Regions from separate parts of the Homo sapiens genome. Here region 2 is linked to region 1. Evidence: chromatin contacts called from ENCODE Hi-C or POLR2A ChIA-PET data. All regions are on one chromosome and are shown on one strand. The core of a region is the stretch at or near the end of the contact, and the rest is flanking DNA. Distances in the headings are between cores, read along the strand shown.

Evidence for each region. Hi-C counts contacts between places; a loop is a spot of excess contacts on that map. ChIA-PET counts read pairs that join two places held with the same protein, here RNA polymerase II (POLR2A). Pooled maps may share reads with other maps.
Region 2: a map of naive thymus-derived CD4-positive, alpha-beta T cell shows a loop between it and region 1 (3-fold over the local background). The contact joins the promoter of LRRN2-AS1 here to the enhancer-like site in region 1. A Hi-C loop is called at or near these places in 3 of 168 maps with a recorded cell type or tissue (CD8-positive, alpha-beta T cell, OCI-LY7 and naive thymus-derived CD4-positive, alpha-beta T cell), 1 of 37 single-sample maps with no recorded cell type and 8 of 50 pooled maps. POLR2A ChIA-PET finds 5 or more read pairs at or near these places in 5 of 52 experiments (B cell, OCI-LY7, PC-9 and 2 more).

Annotation. Positions count from the first base shown.
Region 1 is chr1:204,429,813-204,434,004 of GRCh38, forward strand. PIK3C2B (phosphatidylinositol-4-phosphate 3-kinase catalytic subunit type 2 beta) reads right to left here. Exons shown (of 33, transcript NM_001377334.1): 25 at 3,981-4,137; 26 at 3,504-3,613; 27 at 2,388-2,589; 28 at 1,857-1,981; 29 at 109-226. Among named protein-coding and RNA genes, the nearest start is that of PPP1R15B, 20 kb to the left of the region's middle. RefSeq lists an enhancer at 1,549-1,843. Within about 2 kb of position 1,684, at least 3 of the 41 ENCODE cell types and tissues checked have a DNase peak (open chromatin) inside an H3K27ac peak, as active enhancers do.
Region 2 is chr1:204,562,380-204,566,571 of GRCh38, forward strand. LRRN2-AS1 (LRRN2 antisense RNA 1) reads left to right here and starts at 1,792. Exons shown (of 13, transcript XR_007066814.1): 1 at 1,792-2,907. It also overlaps the pseudogene RNA5SP74. RefSeq lists a silencer at 3,448-3,537.

The DNA.
Region 1 (4,192 bases), core at 434-2,933:
GTGCCAAGTCCTGTTCCTGACTCCTAGTGCCTCCGGATGCTTCCACCTCTGCCTCCCCAACCATCCCCACCAGCCTGGACAGCCAGGAGGAGAGGCAAGCCCACCCACCTCGGCCACCTCAGGGGGTGCGTGGATCAAGTGCCAGATGTAACCGTTTAGCTCCTCCCTCCGCCGCTCGGCCACCGCCTCTCCCCGGGAGCGGCCGATCACGAAGCGACTAGGGAAGCTGGCGTGGCAGCGTAGGCAGCGGGGATGCAGGAGGTGAAGATGGGGAAAGAAAATGGACACAATGGGCTTTTTTCACATTTCATTTGCGTTTCCAGTCCCCTAGCACCCATTTCCCAGCAGCCTCCATTTCTAGGGACCCTCACAATTCCTCCTGTGCTGCACATCTGTGCCCAGGTCTGACACCTGCTCAGCATCTCATGACTACATTTCCAAGGGCCCCAGACAAGAAAACCAAACAGCAGGCCAGAGTCCTGTGGCTCCCCAGAAATGGCTCGGGAGCCCTCAGTTTCTCCCATCGATGTAAAAATCCTTTTTTTTTTTTTGAGATGGAGTCTCGCTCTGTCACCCAGGCGGGAGTACAGTGGCGCAATCTCGGCTCACTGCAACCTCCACCACCCGGGTTCAAGCGATTCTCCTGCCTCAGCCTCCCCAGTAGCTGGGATTACAGGCACACACCACCGCACCCAGCTAATTTTTGTATTTTTAGTAGAGGGGGGTTTCACCATGTTGGCCAGGCTGGTCTCAAACTCCTTAGCTCATGATCTGCCTGCCTCAGCCTGCCAAAGTGCTGGGATTACAGGCATGAGCCACCGCACCCGGCCAAAAAATTCATTTAAAAAGTTGTTTGTTTGTTTTGAGACTGAGTCTCGCTTTGCCGCCCAGGCTGGAGCGCAGTCACGTGATCTCAGCTCACTGCAACCTCTGCCTCCCGGGTTCAAGCGATTCTCCTGCCTCAGCCTCCTGAGTAGCTGGGATTATAAAAGCATGCCACCACACTAATTTTTGTATTTTTAGTAGAGATGGGGTTTCACCATGTTGGCCAGGCTGCTCTCGAACTCCTGACCTCAGGCAATCTGCCCACCTAGGCCTCCCAAAGTGCTGGGATTACAGGCGTGAACCACTGCGCCCGGCCTGAAAAGTAGTTTTTAAAAAAATTGCAGTAAAATATGTGTAACATAAAATTTGCCATCTTAACCATTTTTAAGTGTACAGTTCTGTGGAATTAACCATATTCACACTGTCATGCAACCATCGCCACTATCCAACTTCATAGCTCTTTTCATCTTGCAAAACTGAAGCTCTGTACCCATTAAACAACCACACCTACCTCCCCTCAGACCTGGGCAACTAGCTTTCTACTTTCTGCCTCTAGGAGTCTGACTACTCCAGGTAACTCAGATAAGTGGAATCGTGCCGTTTTTGTTTTTTTGTGACTGGCTTATTTCACTTAGCAGAATGTCCTCAAGGTCCATCCACGTTGTTACCCGTGTCGAAATCTCCCTCCATTTTAAATGCTGAATAATATCCCACTGTATGTACATATGACATTTTGCTTATCCATTTGAAAAATGGTGTAACTCTTTAAAAAATTAGAAATTTTGAAACATCAGATTCAACCATGCCTTCCTTTCTGGCCAGTGGGCCTGGAGTGAGAGCTCTTGCGTGCAAGGAGAGCTTGGCCAGCAGGGGGAGCACTTGTCATCAAACTCCATACCAGGCCAAGCAAAGCAGGCAGATGTTTAGTCCAAAAGGGTATTTTCTGCCCCTGCAGCCCTGACCACCTCCCATCCCGTATCCTTTCCCCCTCCCCGACATCCCTCTGTGCAGATAGTAAAGGGGGCAGCTACCTGGGCAAGTGGGAAGAAGGGAAGAGCAGCCGCAACTTATTGTGTAATTCCTGGAACTCCTCAAAGGTCCGCTGGATGTAGGTGGCCTCGTGAGTGTTCTCTCGCATCACCTTTACCACATATATCTGCAAAGGTCCAGATCTTAGGGTGTACCTGCCGAGCCCTCTGCACCCAGTGAAGGGTGTAGGAAAGGTCCGGAAGTGTATGTATGTGCTGAGGGGAGGGGCACATTCCAGAAGGAAGAGAGCAAGAGTGGAGACAGATGATAGCACATACACAGGAATCTAAAAGCAGACTTCCCACATATGTTGCCAGGATCCTTGACTCAGAGGGAATAACCATCCAATTCAGCTACCCAATTCTAGGCAGATCACGTGAGCAAAGGAGAGGGAAGTGGTCCAGGACTGCTCCCAGCACAGGACGCTCGGTCAACTCCTGTGCCCACTGTGCAAGTGTGGAAAAAGTCAGGATCCCAGCAAGCCAGGGTCAGCAGAGAGCAGGAAAGGGGGTCAGATTGGAGAAAACACTTACATAGCCTTTGTTGGGGTGGAAGATCTTCTCATGGCGGCAGAGGAAAACATCACTGATTCGGCCAGAGCTCTTGAGAGTGTGTGTTCGGGAGGCAAAGGAGAGGGTCAGCCGGTCATCTGAGCCCGTGAACTTCATCTGAGCCAGATTATGGATGAAAAAATTGAGCTTTGTGGCTACACTGCCCAGGCTGGACTCAATCAACCTGGCAGGAGGATAAGAAAAGAGGATATAACCATGAACCCAAATTCCTGCTGCCTCGACAGGGGTGTTCCAAGGAATATTCCTGACTCCTGAGACTAACAATCAGCTCAGATCAAACCATTTTCCTGTGTCATATCCTCATAAAGCAAATGACTGGCACACAATAATCTCATGCAATTTGCTCATGTGAACCCCAGGGTCTTATCTCCTCCCCTGGCTGCCCACCTGAGCCAAAAACCATCAAACCAAGGTAGAAAGGAACTAGGAACTCACTCTCTCTGTGTAAATGTCTAAATATCAAAAAATTTCAAGGTTCATTACAATAGAACCTCACCAAGCACTGTTCAATCTCAGATTTCAATTCAGCGGGAGAGGTCCTGTGTTAGGAGACCTAACAGAGAAAGTTTAATTCTCTGAATTCCAAAAAGAGTGGAGAACATTATCTACAGGGACCACATTTTGCAGGCATTCATAGATAAACACATCCTTGCTTTCACACACAGTGTACCTAAAAACATTGTCAAATATGAGGAGACTGAATCATGGAACTCCATGTTCTGGCAAGGGGGAAGCGTCTGACCAAGAAAGTTAAAAGTTATTACAAAAGCCACATTATACATTGCCCCATAGACAAAGTATTTGATGGGACCTAGTGAGAATGTAGATAAGAGTGATGGCAATACCCTTGTGTGCAAAGGTTAGCACCAAAACACAGATGGGAAACCAAGGCTGAGAGAAGCAAAATGATTTACCTAAATCACGGGCAAAGTTGGGACAATGTATCCACGTGGTCAGCTCTAGGCTCTAGCATCTGAGCTAAGCTTTTCACCTTTCCCCAGTCCTCCTCCTGCCAATCCGGCAGGCTGGGAATTACTCAGGGTGGGCAGTGCTGATTCGCTCAGGGAATCATTTTACCTAGTGAAGTAGGTAGTGGCATTGGCCTCTGTATCCTGAGGCCTCAGGGCATCGTACACATACTTGAGGTCCTCCAGGTCTGAGAGTTCAGGGATCCCACAGGACAACATCTAGAAGGAGCAGAAAGAAGAAGAGAGGGTGCCTGTAACAACAGAGAATTCTTGCTGCTTCTCTACCCTTAGGCAAGGTTTTCTACAGCTAGGCTCCCTAACCCTTCTAGAGGGTGGTAGACAGATGCTGTGGGCAGTGGCTGGAGGGCCACAGGAACTGAAGGGCTGGAGCAGGGAGTCAGGCACCTACACAGACATCATTGTCCTCAGGTAGTCTGGGTCCCTGCCTTTATCTAGGGCAGGCAGGTATTCAGTTGGGGCTCAGAGAGGTAAATCTCTAGAAATCCTCTGCGGCAAGACAGGGAAGTCTTAAAGATGATGCCAGATAATAAGAAGAAGGTATTCGGAAAGGGATGGAGCTCCTCACCAGGCCCAGAAGGTTGAGGAAGAGGTGGGTGTGCTTGCGAATGAGGTTGTAGGCTTGGCAGCAAAGGTCAACAAAATCATGGAAGCGGCTGGAAGGCTTGTCACCCCCGTTGATGACATACGCCATGTCCGAGGTGAAGACAAAGGGGGCACGGTCCCTGAGCCAAGGGGAACATACAGGTAGAAGGTCAACATGGAGGAGGAAGCCCACCA
Region 2 (4,192 bases), core at 542-3,041, 130 kb after region 1:
AGCTCGGAGACAAAAGGAGGGAGGGAGCCAAAAAGCCTACAGCACCAGGTATTCCCAGGCGGTCTCCCATCCAAGTACTAACCAGGCCCGACCCTGCTTAGTTTCCGAGATCTGGCGTGTTCAGGGTGGTATGGCCGTAGACACTAATGGTGGTGCCTGGCTGCCTCTTCAAGAGCCCGGCCCAGCCACGCCCGCCCGACTCCAGGCGTCACTGCCACCCCAGGGTCGTGGGGCTCGGACTGGGGACCCCTGAGCTGCTCGCCTGCGGTCGGACTGCTCTCCCCTTCTACGCCCAAGCACCGCCGGTCTGCCCTGCTGCGCCTTCCACCGGCCTCCCAGAGCCTCCAGCCATACAGCAGAGATGGTGGTTGGGATAAGAGTTTGAAGAGAGTGGAGCAGGTCTGGAACAGGTATTCTGGAGAATAGGGGAGAGAACAGAGTAGGAAAATTTCCACAAGGCAATTGCCTGAGACTGTCCAATTTGCAGACCAGGGCTTTTCAGCCTCAGGACTGTTGACATTTTGGATTGAAGAATTCTGTGATGGGGGCTGTCCTGTGTGTTCTAAGATGTTTAGCAGCATTCTTGGCCTCTGCTCCCTAGATGCCAGTAGCACTCCCCTAATTATGACAATAAAAAATGTCCGCAGACATTGGTAAATATTACTTAAGTGGGAGAATGGCCTCTGGTTGAGGACCACTGAGGCCAGCCAATGCGTACTACAGGAGAAACATCACACAACCTGCAGATTGGTGTCACACATTTATGGCCCTGACCTGGCCTCTCAGTTCTATCTGGTTCTTCTGTTTTCCTCATAGGCGAAGTAATGGTTCTAACCTAGAAGACAGAATGAGGTGAAGACAGGCTAACTTCTCTAAGCTCTCAATGACTCACGAGATAATAGATGTCAAGATAGAACCTACTAAGTGTTCAGTAAATGTTATCTATTGTCATTTCCAGGAGGGGGCTGATTGAAACTGAAGAATAGTACAGTAGGAGGAGAGGACCAGGAGCTGAAAAGACAGGTCGCTATGTTGAGAGAGAGAGAGAGGAAGAAAGATCTAATAGGACTTCAAAGGCTGTGGTAGATGTATTACTGTCAAAACCTGCGCAGCTTTTCTCTACCAGGCCTTGGAAAAGATTGCACTTCCTGCACCACTGGCAGCGGGCTGGCCAATGGGATGCAAGTGGAAATGAACTGTGCTATTCTGAGCAGAGGCTTAGGGACCATTGTGTGGGTAAGTCAGTGCTCTTTTTCCTCCACGTGAGGCTAGTGTGTCCCAAAATGGGGGCTGCTCCCTTTGACCTGTCTCCAAGACTGAAGAGAACAGGGACCATAGCTGTACCTATCCTGCGAGGGACAAAGGAACAAGCTTTTGTTAATTCAAGCGATTGAGATTTGGGGGTTTGTTACCACAGTGTAATTTGGCATAAGCTGACTGGCATACGGTGGAGCATCCCAGATGAGGGCAAGCTCCCAGGGCCTAACAGAGTGAGTGGCTGGAGTATGTGAAGGTGAAATTCTTTGACATGAAGTGGTTAAGGTCCCACGAGGCCGTGGTGTTAGATGGGTCATTCATGTGATGTTGTTATCATCCAGGAAGCTGGTAGGAGGTAGGAACCCAAAGTCTGTAATGAACAAGGGAAAGTGTGAGCAAAGTCAGCAGATGACAGCAGTAAAGGAGGAGTAAAGGGGAGTATAGATCTAAATATATATATGTATATGTGTGTGTGTGTGTGTGTGTATGTGTGTGTATATATATGCAGAGATTTGGTATATATATGTGTATATATATATGTGTGTGTATATATATGTGTGTGTGTGTGTATATATATATATGTGTATATATATATATGCAGAGATTTGGAAGTGTGGAAGAATAGGGGTCTGAGTGCAGTACTGGGGAGGCCCCATACCCTATCCTGAAAGCACATGAGGTATGGGAAAGTGACCACCAAGATCCTTTGGAGGGAAAGCCAGGTATCTTTTAAGGCAAAGAAGAGGAGGAAAGAAGAGTTTGCAGATGTAGGCAGGAAGTTGTTTATGAAACAGAGTGATAGGCCGGGTGCGGTGGCTCACACCTGTAATCCCAGCACTTTGGGAGGCCGGAGGTGGGCGGATCACCTGAGGTCAGGAGTTTGAGACCAGCCTGGCCAACATGGTGAAACCCATCTCTACTAAGAATACAAAAATTAGCTGGGCGTGGTGGTGGGCACCTGTAATCCCAGCTACTCAGGAGGCTGAGACTGGAGAATCGCTTGAACCCAGGAGGCGGAGGTTGCAGTGAGTGGAAATCAAGACATTGCACTCCAGCCTGGGCGACAAGAGCAAAACTGTCTCAAAAAGAAAAAAAAAAAGAAAGAAAGAAACAGAATGATAGTGTAGTTGGAGTCAAGAGTTGACTGCTTTGAGAACTTGTCTCCAGAAAAAGGGCATGTACTTGTGCAAAATGTTATATGCAAATTCAAAAAACATTTAGACTTCCTAGAACCATCTGTGGACCCTAGATTAAGAACCCTGATCTGGAACAGTGGCTCTCAAACTTGAGCAAACAGTTTGACAGGTCTGACGGTGTTTGACAGGTTGTTGGGCCTCACCCAGAGGTTTCAGTAACGTAGGTCTGCATGCGGTCCAAGCATTTGCATTTCTATCAAGTTCCCAGGTGATGCTGATGTTTCCGGCCTAGAAACCACATTCTGAGAACCACTGCTGAAGTCTAAGGCTAAGGGGGAAAGGTTTGGGGAGAGGAAGAGGAACAGTGGGAAATGGTTAAGGACAAGATTATGAAAGCATCATGGGGATGAGAATGGATTTTTGTTTTGTTTTACTAGGCTTAGGCAGATACTCCAATATTTCTGACACATACATACACGGAAAACCTTGCAAGAGTGGAGAAAAGAAGGGAGAGGTGAGTGAGCACTTATTTTAAGTTTAGGGCAAGGGGTGCAAAAAAATATCTTTTATAGCCTTAAGGATCACTTTCTTGAACACCCTTACTTTACAACAACAGATGTGATATCAAGTATCACATGGCCAATTCACACCTTTGGTCTGGTAACCAGCTCTTGCCCCCTCTCAGTCTAGGGCTTGTTCCCCTTCATCATTAACCTCTAAGAGAATCACTAGTGGGAAATAAGCTATGCTTTTGATTCAAGGTAAAGAGACTCGAACTTTCCAGTGCCCTAAACTGGGAAATCTTAAACTCCAGCAAAGTACAATGCTCAAAACTGGGTAAAGCTGCTACCTTCGTAGGGGATACATTTTGGAGAAAATTGCATCTACTTTCTTCTTTGTCTTTTCTTTTTGTGTGAGTGTGAGTGTGCATGACAGTTTGTCTATGTTTGAAAACCTGACCATCAGCATTCCTGGAATTCTTGGCAATGAATTAGGATTGCCAGTTAGCTGCCTGCTGGGTGACCTTAGGTAGTTCACCTCGTGTCTCTAAGCCTCAGCTTCCTAATCTGTGAAACAGGCTGATGGACCAGTGAGATAACGCCTGTGAGGTGCTTATCACCTGATACTGCCTCTTCTTGCTGGCACATCAAGCTGGAGGATTGCAGCATCTGAACACGAATGACCAATCAAATCTCGGGCCTATACCCCACAGACGTAACCTTTATCTCCCACCAGAGGGCACCAGTAACCTATAAAAATCTAAGGGGGCGGGCGGTCCCTCTTGCCCTTAACATCGTTGAATCTGCTTGAGTATAACTCCCTTAAGTCTATTGAAATATTCTTACCCCTGGTGTTTTAAGAAATCATTTGAAAAATACCTCTCACACCCAGAAGGAAAATATGGAGTAGAAGTGTAGGGTAAATGGTGCTCCAACTCCCCACCAGCCACCAAGAGAGCTCTATTTCCATTTTGTATTTTGTCCATTTTTACCATTCAGTCTCCATCTCCTCGAGACTATCTGTAACCTAGTTTTACAAATTATTCTCTCAGTAATAACCTATTGCAGTTCCCTTCTTCCTGGTTTATTCAAATGAACTGAACTGCTGTTTTTTTTCCCTTTGATGTACAACCTCCCGCCTCCTAGCCTATCGGGCCAGCCTTCCTTCCAGCAGGCAGTAGGGGGAGGGATCTATTTCTGAGCCTCGGTAGAGCCTCAGAAGCTGTTTCCCTGAATCCCTCTGTGATGAGAGCCTAGTGGTCAACAGGTACCTATCACAAAAGGCTGTATTCCAGGAGA